Linked DNA regions of Homo sapiens: all the other regions are linked to region 3. The links are chromatin contacts, found by Hi-C or POLR2A ChIA-PET in ENCODE. All regions are on one chromosome and are shown on one strand. Each heading gives the region's core, a stretch centred on a gene start or an enhancer-like site at or near the end of the contact. The rest is flanking DNA. Distances are from core to core; before and after follow the strand shown. Region 1 overlaps ZBTB38 (zinc finger and BTB domain containing 38). Region 2 overlaps LOC124909441 (a long non-coding RNA gene). Region 3 holds the start of TFDP2 (transcription factor Dp-2).

Region 1 (3,547 bases), core at 443-2,942, 740 kb after region 3:
AATTTTAATCTCTGTACTGTGAGTCATTGTCCTTCTAAAATTTAAATGATGAGATGTCAGTATTCAAGTTTTCAAAACTCTCAGAGTGCTCCGTCCTAATGAAGAACAGGTGTTGAGAAGCCTTACCACAGAATATATTTGGGTGACATACTATTTCTTAAGGATCCCTTTAGTTTGTCCATTCCTATGGGGAAAATTTCTCTACGTAAATCTTCAGAGACAGAGTGGCAGGTATCAAACTCTTCACTTTGCTCCAGTCAGTCACATTAATGATAAAGTCTGTTCAAGCTTCAAGAAAAAGGGGTACTTAACTCCTAATAAGCATTTCATGAAATCAGATTTTCTATCAGAGGCACTCAGCTCTCCTTTAAAACAAGCATCCCACAAGTCATCATGAGCAGGTGTGTAACGGGGGAAGCAACACTCACTGAGTTTTTATCGGTTCCGGTATCCTGAGCTGACATCATGCTCCTTCCTGGGTTACAGTATGTGGGAGTTGACATCATGCTCCATCACTGTGTCACACAAATACAACAGTTCCAAAAAACAGATCATAGAAATAGGGCCTGGACCATCCAGCTGTCAGGTATTCAAAACAATAGGGTCAACACCATGAAGCATCTCCACCAAGATCACAAGTACCCACAAGGAATCCTCAGAACTGCTCAATGAAAATGGTGGCTAAACCCAGGAAGCAGATTTCAGCTTTAGAGACATCAGGGGGATGTGCAGCTGATTCCTCAGTCTGGGGAGCATTCTGACCGTCTGGGGTGTGAGGACCTCCTGCAGGAAGGTGGCTGAGGCTCTCGGCCGGCTGGGTCTTCCCCACCTCCTCCCCACTGTCAACAGACACCTGGCTCCAGGCGCAAAATACCAGCGTACAGAGATCATCTGTATGGGCCTGGGCCCTCAGATATTTATTTAAGTCCACGTACACACTTTCCCTGCACAAACATTTTCTTCTTCCCCATTTCCCACAATTCCTCCTCCCATGTTTCCAGTTTGAAGCCACTGCTGGCAACACTACGACCTCTGGAGGGAGGCCAGGCCTGGCAGCACAGAGCTCGAAGGCAGCACAGGATTGTGAAAGTCGCCTCTTCATAGGCTCAGGAGACGCAGGCGCTTGGCAGAGCTGTCCGGCAAGCCCACCAGTAGGTCTGAGGTACAAAGAGAGGCACAAAGGCTTTCCTACTATGGAAAAGCGACAAAAACTCTGGCCAGTGTTTCAAATGGATGAACAATGGTTCAGATAAAAAAAAAAAACCGAGTGGAAAAAATTGTGGGAGGGAGAAAGAATATTAAGGGAGCTAAGTTCCAGTGAGCTGTTGCCAATTTCACCCCAAAAGAAAGGTAATAGAAACAGAAGGAAAGTTTCTGGCAGTAGTCAGGTGCCTACATAGTTCCCCTATTCACCTGGTTTAGGGTAGAATTATCTGAGCAGAAGGAGCAATGATGTTGGTAAATAAGTTGTCTACATTAAAAAATAATTAAAACTCCCCAAACAAACTCCAAACCACTGCAGGTAAACACTCGCAATATGTTGTTTAGAAAAATTATGCTTTAAATATACTGATCTAAAAAAAAAAAAATCAAAAGAACAGACTGTTCTGTAGAATAGCTTGAGTTTCTGCCTGTGCTTTCATTTTAGAAAACAAATGCTCGTAGACCTCACAGTGGGAGGAGTTTCACACAGGGATTCAGCTCGCAGAAAATGGCCACCGGCTTTGAGAGACCTTAACACAACAAACAGGGCACCCAAGAGACCTTTTGGGAATACGAGGCACTTGCCTTTCACAAGGGTAATCGTCTAGAGATACACAAAACCATTTTTTTTTCTTCCCGACCAGTAACATAAATCATAGCTTCCAAAGTATTTGTTTACAGAATACCACAGTGACTAATTACCAGAACTTTTCTTATTCTCTCTGAGCAAAGGAACCTCATGGGAGAAAAAAAATATAGGTCATTTTTAATGTAAGGGAGTTGCTAGGATTGGAGGTTAAGACAACTATTTAAACTTCATAAAAGGAAAAACAAAAGACCTCAAAAAGTATTTTCTAAAATAGAGAAAGGTGCAAATCTTCTTATCAGAAACGCATTATAAATAGAAAAGAAACTCTTAAAAGAGATTCTTCAAATGTGACAAAAAGCTCTTGGTTTCCTGAAAATGTCAAAAACAAAAACAAATATTGACAATACTAAATATCCAACAGACAGGGTAAGAACTTCACTTAGAAGCAAATTTCCATTTAGGTAATTTATGGTGCTTCTGTGCAAAAAGTTGCTTTACACTGTGTAGTCGCTGAAGACACTCCAGAATTGCTAGACCTTCACAGGAAAAATTTTAAAGGTCAGGGTTTTTTTTCTTTCCCTAGTTAGCACAGCACTCAGGGGCAGCCAGTTCTCTAACGTCTGAGTAAAACCCTACACAGGGCTTCATTTCAGTGCCACGTCATGGCTTTTGCAGACTATCTTCTTGCCTCCGCTTCCTCAAAGTGGTCCTTCTGTCCCCTCCCATTAAAGCAAAGGTGGAACTTGCATTAATTCAAGGGAAGGGCTGAACACACTACAGAAGGCATGGTTCAGCCACAGGCACCGGTTATGGCTGTAACCACTGTAAATCTCTTCCACGAAAGAGCATCAAAGACCTGCACAGAGACCTTGAGAAACCTTGCTCTTTGGGCTCAAGTCAGGGACTATAAGACCAGACTAAATAGGTTTAAGCAGGGACAGATCAGAATGCTGAGTAGGTTTTTCAAAAAGGAAATCCTCATTTAGGTGTCTAGGAGCCAATCACTGTGCTATTAAAACTAATCGGAAATCTCCATGCTTACATGAAAACGCACAAAAGTATGGGGAGACTGATCTGAATATGTGGGTCTCCCTTGCCTGGCAAGATAATGAATTCATCTTTGTTTGGACTGAATTGGTGGTCTTATTATCTAATTGTCATCAACTCTACAAACAGTCAGTTGTTCTAACACATGAACAGGAAAAATAACATAAATAAAACAGGGCCTAGAAACAATATCCAACTCACAAAGCAGGAAGTGACAGCTCATATCTGTCTCACCTTGCACAAAGCCTGCCTTCACGGGTTGCTGAAATAATCCCAAGATACCCTTCCAGGACTTAAACAGCCACTGGATTTTTCATGAAAATGCATCCTGGTATGAACACTCACAGTAGTGGCCAGAAAAATAGGGGTGCGCAAGCTGGGTCTTCCTCTCTCCCTGCGTAAATGTTTTAATTTCTTTCAATATTAAGTTATAATACAGCTTAGGAATTTTCATTTACATAAGAGAGGAGAAATGCTTTTGTAAGATGGAAAACAGCCTTCTGTCTCTCCCAGGTCAAAAATAAATTTGCTTGACTATCTTAATTGGCAAAAACCCAAGGGCTCCAACTGGACCGGAAGCTTTGCATCACGGTGTCCTACTGCGTGTGTCTGCTGGAAGCCCAGCAGATGTCATGGTCAGCTTGCTCTCATGGGACAATGCCAGTCCTTCTTTAAGCTTTGCTGCTGACTGCCATCTCCTGCTCTTCT
Region 2 (3,026 bases), core at 399-2,898, 840 kb after region 3:
ATTAAGTGTTGGTTTATGCAGAATTTTCTAGGAAAAGGGGAGTAACTTCTGCGTCATCGGGTCATTGCCATGGAAAGAGGCGGGAACTCCCGGGTGTAGCCATGGTTACGGTAAACTGACATGGCACACTGGTGGACATGTCTTATGGAAAGTTGTTTCTGCCTCATCCTTGTTTTAGTTCATCCAGTTACGTCTATTTCTCGACAGGTCCTCTAAGTGGCTCTAAAGGGGAAAGGTGAAAATATGCCATGGGGCCCATTGCTAGGGTCTGAGGGATAAGGCTGGGAGTGGAGGAAGTGAGGAAGAAGGCCGGCCACCTACAGAACTCAGGCATTTGAGAAGATAAGCTGGATGAGCCCAGGCCACAGGAAAATTATCTTCTTGGGAACAGAGGTGGCAGATCAGGAGCCACAGATCTCCCCGCCACCCCCCAGCTACTGTCCACGCCTGTCTCCACCGCCTGAAGCCCCTCCTCCGACAGCCACAGCCAGAAGTAGAAGAGCTGTGGAACTCACATGTAGGGCTCTGTGGGTTTGGCTCTTAGAGTCAAGATGGTCACCGCCTCCAAGCGGCAGATAAGCAATGCAGGACTGGAGATAAGGGCGAGGGACAGACCATCTAGCCACCAGCCTCTACCCCCTAGAGACACCAAGAGGTGGGCAGAGAGCAAGTACTGGCCACAGGCAAAGCCAGAGCAGGCAGAGGGAGTGTATAGAACACCCTTGACATAAGTAACTCCATCTTAGCAAAAGACTCCACTTTACGTTTCAAAAGGCATCATGCCAACAGAGTCCCGATGTTCGCCTAACCAAAAAAGAGTGTATCCAACCAAATACGGGCATAAACAGGCACACTCCTTCACTATCAGTCGTCACCAGAAGACCCCCGTGGCCATAAAAAGAGCAGGACTTCTCTAGCTCTAAATGGCCGTCTTAACAGACCCTATCTTGCTGTCGCCCATGATAAACACCCGGCATCTGCTGCCTAAGGCTTTGCCCACATCAAAGACTCTTCCTTGCAAGACATTGAGGCCAGGACACCTTGTCTCTCCTGGGACTAGTTTGTTAACCCCTTTTCCTATCTATCTCCTTTGCTCTTGATGTTAAATGTTACCCTGCTTGATGTGGAATATTTAATCTACAACATTTAACATGTTGACTAAGTAGACTATTTTGTATGCTTTGCAATACTGACTTGGTGTAGTGGCTGAAGCCTGTGTGCCTATGGCTCTGACTACGGAGTGAGCGAGTGAGCGGGTAGTGTTAGGGGAATTGCCTCCTTGGGAACTCCATGTAGCTCCTGGCTTTTATGACTGGAATAGCATCAGTAAAAGTCTCACCTGGCGGAAAGACACAAACGTGGTGGACCTGGTTCTGTCTGACCCTCCTTGCTCGACTCAACGACAGAGAATGAGCTGGGAATAAGGGCAATGCACAGCCAACAGCGGAAGGGCTGTGGCCAGGCCCCTTCCTTCCTAAGTCCGGGTTTCTCTGGCTCACGAACGACCCCTGGAGGTAGACACCCGGCGACACCGCCCACCGGTCTATCCCTTCAGAAACCCTGTTCCCTGCCCGGTTGGCCCGCCTTCCGCTTTCGAAAGCAGAGGCAGTTCCGGGGTGGGAACCGCGCGGAGCTTTCTGGGAAATGTAGTCCTTGTCAAGAGGCTTCTGGGAGTCGTAGTCCCTACCTGTTCTTCCGGCGCACGGCCTTTCCGTTTTCCTGTTGCGGGTTCTATCGCTCTGCGGCGTGGGAAAGAGGCGTGCGCGTCCTTGCGTGGTCCTGCTTCGACCTGTGGTCTCTCTGGCTTCTGGTCGGGTGGGGAAGGTTTATGGGGTGGAACGTGAGAGACAGGCTTGGGCACTTTTGCGTCTGGCAGTTAGGCAGCAGGTGGTAGTTTCCATGATGGGGACGCAGGGGCAGCGCCAAAGGGCCCCAGAGAACGAGGCATCCAAGGGGGAAGGGGTGTGGGATACGAGCCGACTGAGGGGAGACGCGCCCAAAGCCGGGGACCTCACTACCCCAGAGTCGACCTTGAAAGAGCCCTCGAGTCAGACTGAGGAGATGGGCAGTATCCTCCGACAATGGAAAGCCGTTGTTCGCTTCAGGGGAGACGCGCTGTGACCCAAAAGTCATTTTACCGTCATCACTATTGCTGCAGTTCATTCAGAAGGGTTTTGGGGGAGGCCATTGAAGGCTGAGCAGCAGCCCAGGGAGAGTTGATGGGGGCTGATGGTGGGAGTGGCAGCATGGATTCAGTGGATGATGAGGGATCAGGGAGTGGGGCGAGTTGAGGATTCCCAGTTTTCTGGTGTGGGCTGTAGGCCTGTCTGCAGATACTCTCACCTAGTGGAATTCTTTTCCGTAACCTGTCTTAACTTAATGAGAGGCTTGATGGGTAAATGGTTAAAGATGCACGTGCACATCCCTTCACCAAACCATTCAGATGCTCACACTAAACCCAAAGGCCACTCGTTCACTTATGCACACAGCTCAGTTATACCTACCCTTGTGAACACACCGGTATGTAGTACACACAGCCACATAACAATTCATGATCACATACTCCTGGCATCAAACAAAGGGTAAATATATCCATCTCAGTTTAAACGGCCTCTGCTATCTTGGGCGAAGTGTGACCTCCACACAAGAAGGACCCAGGTTGACTTCCTCAGTCCTCTCTGGAAACTTCAAACAGCTCAGCCTTTATCCTTTCTCTTGGCTACATCCACCTCCTCTAAGGTCCTCTGACTCTTCCTAGTCATCTTCTGCCACTCTGGCTTGATGGGAGGGAGATAGAAATGGGCTTGAATTCAGACAAGGGCTTTGCTTATCTGAAATGTGTTTGCTGAGGTTCTTATTCCCAGAGCAGTAGCTCTGAACATAATATTTCGTGTGTGCTGAATTCTGTTGAGAATCCAAAGAAAGTTGTGAACCCTCTTCCTGGATAAACACACATCTTTACATCCACACTGTTTTGAAAGCAAAATTGAAACCCATATGTCGGGCCCTGGTTAAGAACCTCACCA
Region 3 (3,087 bases), core at 356-2,855:
GTGGATGTTTTGTCTGTCTTGCTCATTTTTGTATACGTAGTACCTAGAGTGAAAAGTATTTGTTGAATATAACTTTAAGTTTTCTTAAAGTTATATTTTTTGTGGAAACTAAATTTTTATTGATTTGTTACTGGAGAATGTGAAGTAATCACTGGGGTTTTTGCATTTTAGAATCAGTCAGTGGAGTACTGCATTTGACATTCTTGGACTCTCAGGACTAGTTACATGCAATTATGCATACAATTGTCTCTCCACCCTGCCCCAGAGAAAGATCTGAAAGTGCTCTCTTACCTATCTCATCTCCTTTAGGCATTTGCTTAAATACCACCTTCTCCGTGCTACCTTCCCAGATCACTCTATTTAGGACTGAAGCCATTCCTCCAACACCTCTGCTTATATTTTTTTCCCATAGCACACATACCAGCATGTAATATAGTTTTTGTTTTACGTATTCTTTTGCATATTATCTTTCCCATCCTGCTAGAATGTAAGCTCCATGAAGGCAGGAGTTTTTGTCTCTATTTTGTCCACTGATGTCTCCCCATATCAAGAATAGTGTTTGGGGCCGGGCGTGGTGGCTCACGCCTGTAATCCCACCACTTTGGGAGGCCCAGGCGGGAGGATCTCTTGAGTCCAGGAGTTCCAAACCAGCCTGGGAAACATGGCGAAACAGCCGGGTGTGGTGGCGCGGGCCTGTAGTCCCAGCTACTCGGGAGGCTGTGGTGGTAGGATCACCTGAGACTGGGAAGTCAGGGCTCCAATGAGCCGTGATCCTGCCACCGCACTCCAGCCTCGGTGAGAGCAAGACCCCGTCTCAAAAACAAACAAAGTGGCATATAGAAGATCTATAAGATTTGACTGGAGTAAAATGAGAAAGATCTAATCGTTTTAATGCGCTGTTCACACGGGGTTTTTAACTTCGGCACGAACGAATGAACAAAATCTTTTCATATGGAACCAAGTGTACGGGTATTTGGGGTGTGTGCAGTTTCCGCGGGACAGAATGACCTGTCCTGGTTTGGGTATTAACTTGCCTTGATATTGAAGAACCTCCACATTCCCAGTGGTCTCTAACTCATTGTCTGAATAATTTCAAGGTGTCCCACAGTTGGCCCCACGCATAGCCTCAATCACGATCACTCGCCCCCCTGTCCCTTATTGATGCTCCCCCAGGGCGACCCCGCAAAGGCCTGGGGACCGAATGGAACTGCCCCAGTCCCCCTCCTTCCAAGAGAGCTGGGGTTTTCTGGCTTCGGGGTCAGTTGGAAAAGAGATTCCCACCCAAGTCGCAGGGTGGGAGTAGGGGGGATGAGATAGGAGTGATGAAGGAAGTGTGTCTAAAATTCTAGGCCTCAGGCCCGCAGCTGTCCCTGGAGGCGGCGGGGAAGCGGGGTGGTCGGGTCCTGCGGAGGGCTCCCAGGGAGGCCACAGGGGGAACCAAGGGGCGGTGGCTGAGTGCACGAGTCCCGCCCCTCCATCTGTTGGCCCCCTACTCTCAAAGGGAAGCCTGGGGGCGGGGTTTGTTTACTCCGTGCACGCACTGCCGGCCCGGCCAATCCGTGGGGAGCGGCGCCAGGCGTCGCACATTCTGAGGGCCAATCGGCGCGCACTGTGCTGCTCCGCCGCCAAAGCTCGCGCGGGGGAAGCGGGGCTGTAGCTGGGCAGGGAGAGGGCGGACGAAATCGGTAGCGATCTCGGCTGCGGCGCTGCCGCAGCTGCCCGGCCCGCGGGGCGCGCCCTGACCCTTCATCTTTGGGCAGGCTCGAGGGCGCGCGCACGGTTGGCGTTCTGGGGCCTCAAACTCCTGGGCCTTGACCGGGCAGGCCGCGTCTCCCCGGGTGTGAGTCCACCGGGACCCGGCCGCCGCCTAAGCGCGGGCGCCACAGAAGCGGCGGCGCCCGAAGACGCGCTCCTGGCTCGGCCCGACAGCCTCGCTTGGCCGCCAGTTCTTCTGCAGCCGAAGGCGGTAAGGTCTGGGGCGAGGGCGCGGGCCCGCGCGCGGAGGGCCTTTGGACCCGGCCGGGCGCGTTCCTGGGTAGGTTTCCCTCCCTGCGCACAGGGGCCCCCTTGTTCCCCCACGAGTCCCATCTGTTTAGACCTGGGTTCTCCAGGCCTGGCCGGGTAACCCGTGAGTGTCTGGGCCAGAGTCGAAAGCAGAGGAGGGTCACCCTCTTAGTGCATAGAGCAAATCGGGGGAGGTAACGTCCCTGAGTCACGCCTCGTGGAAGAGGGGAAGGGCTGCTTTCTACTTTCTCGTTCTCTTCAAAGAAGGATGGCTTCTAAATCTGGTTTTCCGATTTTTCCCTTCTCCTTTCATGACTCACAGGCCTCTGTGTCCACCAGGTGTTTTGTTTGTTTTTAAAGAGTTTCTAAGCTTTGTGTGCTTGGAAGAACCTCATATGCCCCATAAAGGAACTTTTCTCTGAAGTAGAGGATCGCTTTTTGGGCCCAGACTCCTTTGAGAAAATCTGGAAAGCCAAGGTCTGTCTTCACAAAGAAGTGTAAGGGTTTTCCTAGGATCTCGCTGAGAGACAGTACAACGAAGTGGATGAGCGCCCCAGTCTCTCTTACCAGCCTGTGCTATCTCCCATTGTGTGATCTCGGTTTCTTCATCTGTAAATTAGATGCATCCACCTATTCGGTGTGTTTCGGGGAGTGAATGGACTAATGTATGGAATGCAATCGTAAGAAAATCCTCCACGTATTAAATGCCTTGCATTAGTTAGGCACTTTTATTATTGACTGCCATGGATGCTGGTTTAGAAAAAGACCCTATATTATTTCCCTTTTAGTGTTGAGACAGTGAACGGGCTCATTCCTTTTCCATATTCACTGCTGAAGCTGCCTTTGAGCCCATGAATACTTTTATCTTTTCCTCATTCCATCTCAGAGGGCACAGACTCCCTCTCACTTATTTGCTTTCTTTCAGTAAGGCTCTCTTTTAGCTCAGCCTTCTCCTTCCCCTGTCTCCCCGAGATCTGAGTTTTGTGTCTTTTCATTTGACTTGCACAACCTACTTTTTTTTTTTTCTGGGCCATGTGTTTTCTCTTCATGGCTTGAATTTATCTTCACCTAATAAATAATTTA

Evidence for each region. Hi-C counts contacts between places; a loop is a spot of excess contacts on that map. ChIA-PET counts read pairs that join two places held with the same protein, here RNA polymerase II (POLR2A). Pooled maps may share reads with other maps.
Region 1: a pooled map shows a loop between it and region 3 (4-fold over the local background). The contact joins the enhancer-like site here to the promoter of TFDP2 in region 3. A Hi-C loop is called at or near these places in 5 of 50 pooled maps. POLR2A ChIA-PET finds 5 or more read pairs at or near these places in 2 of 52 experiments (GM12878 and activated CD4-positive, alpha-beta T cell).
Region 2: a loop to region 3 is called in a map of CD8-positive, alpha-beta T cell, with 38 times the contacts of the local background. The contact joins the enhancer-like site here to the promoter of TFDP2 in region 3. A Hi-C loop is called at or near these places in 3 of 168 maps with a recorded cell type or tissue (B cell, CD8-positive, alpha-beta T cell and naive thymus-derived CD4-positive, alpha-beta T cell) and 10 of 50 pooled maps. POLR2A ChIA-PET finds 5 or more read pairs at or near these places in 1 of 52 experiments (activated CD4-positive, alpha-beta T cell).

Annotation. Positions count from the first base shown.
Region 1 is chr3:141,410,521-141,414,067 of GRCh38, reverse strand. All of the region lies in intron 5 of ZBTB38 (zinc finger and BTB domain containing 38), which reads right to left. Among named protein-coding and RNA genes, the nearest start is that of ZBTB38, 44 kb to the right of the region's middle. Within about 2 kb of position 1,692, at least 36 of the 41 ENCODE cell types and tissues checked have a DNase peak (open chromatin) inside an H3K27ac peak, as active enhancers do.
Region 2 is chr3:141,310,418-141,313,443 of GRCh38, reverse strand. It overlaps LOC124909441 (a long non-coding RNA gene), which reads right to left. Exons shown (of 4, transcript XR_007096119.1): 3 at 1,688-1,807. Among named protein-coding and RNA genes, the nearest start is that of ZBTB38, 57 kb to the left of the region's middle. RefSeq lists an enhancer at 1,615-1,804. Within about 2 kb of position 1,648, at least 29 of the 41 ENCODE cell types and tissues checked have a DNase peak (open chromatin) inside an H3K27ac peak, as active enhancers do; they include B cell and CD8-positive, alpha-beta T cell, where a contact is called at or near this core.
Region 3 is chr3:142,148,062-142,151,148 of GRCh38, reverse strand. TFDP2 (transcription factor Dp-2) reads left to right here and starts at 1,605. Exons shown (of 13, transcript NM_001178139.2): 1 at 1,605-1,966. RefSeq lists silencers at 1,330-1,379, 1,490-1,699, 1,760-1,829, 2,060-2,109 and an enhancer at 1,460-1,960.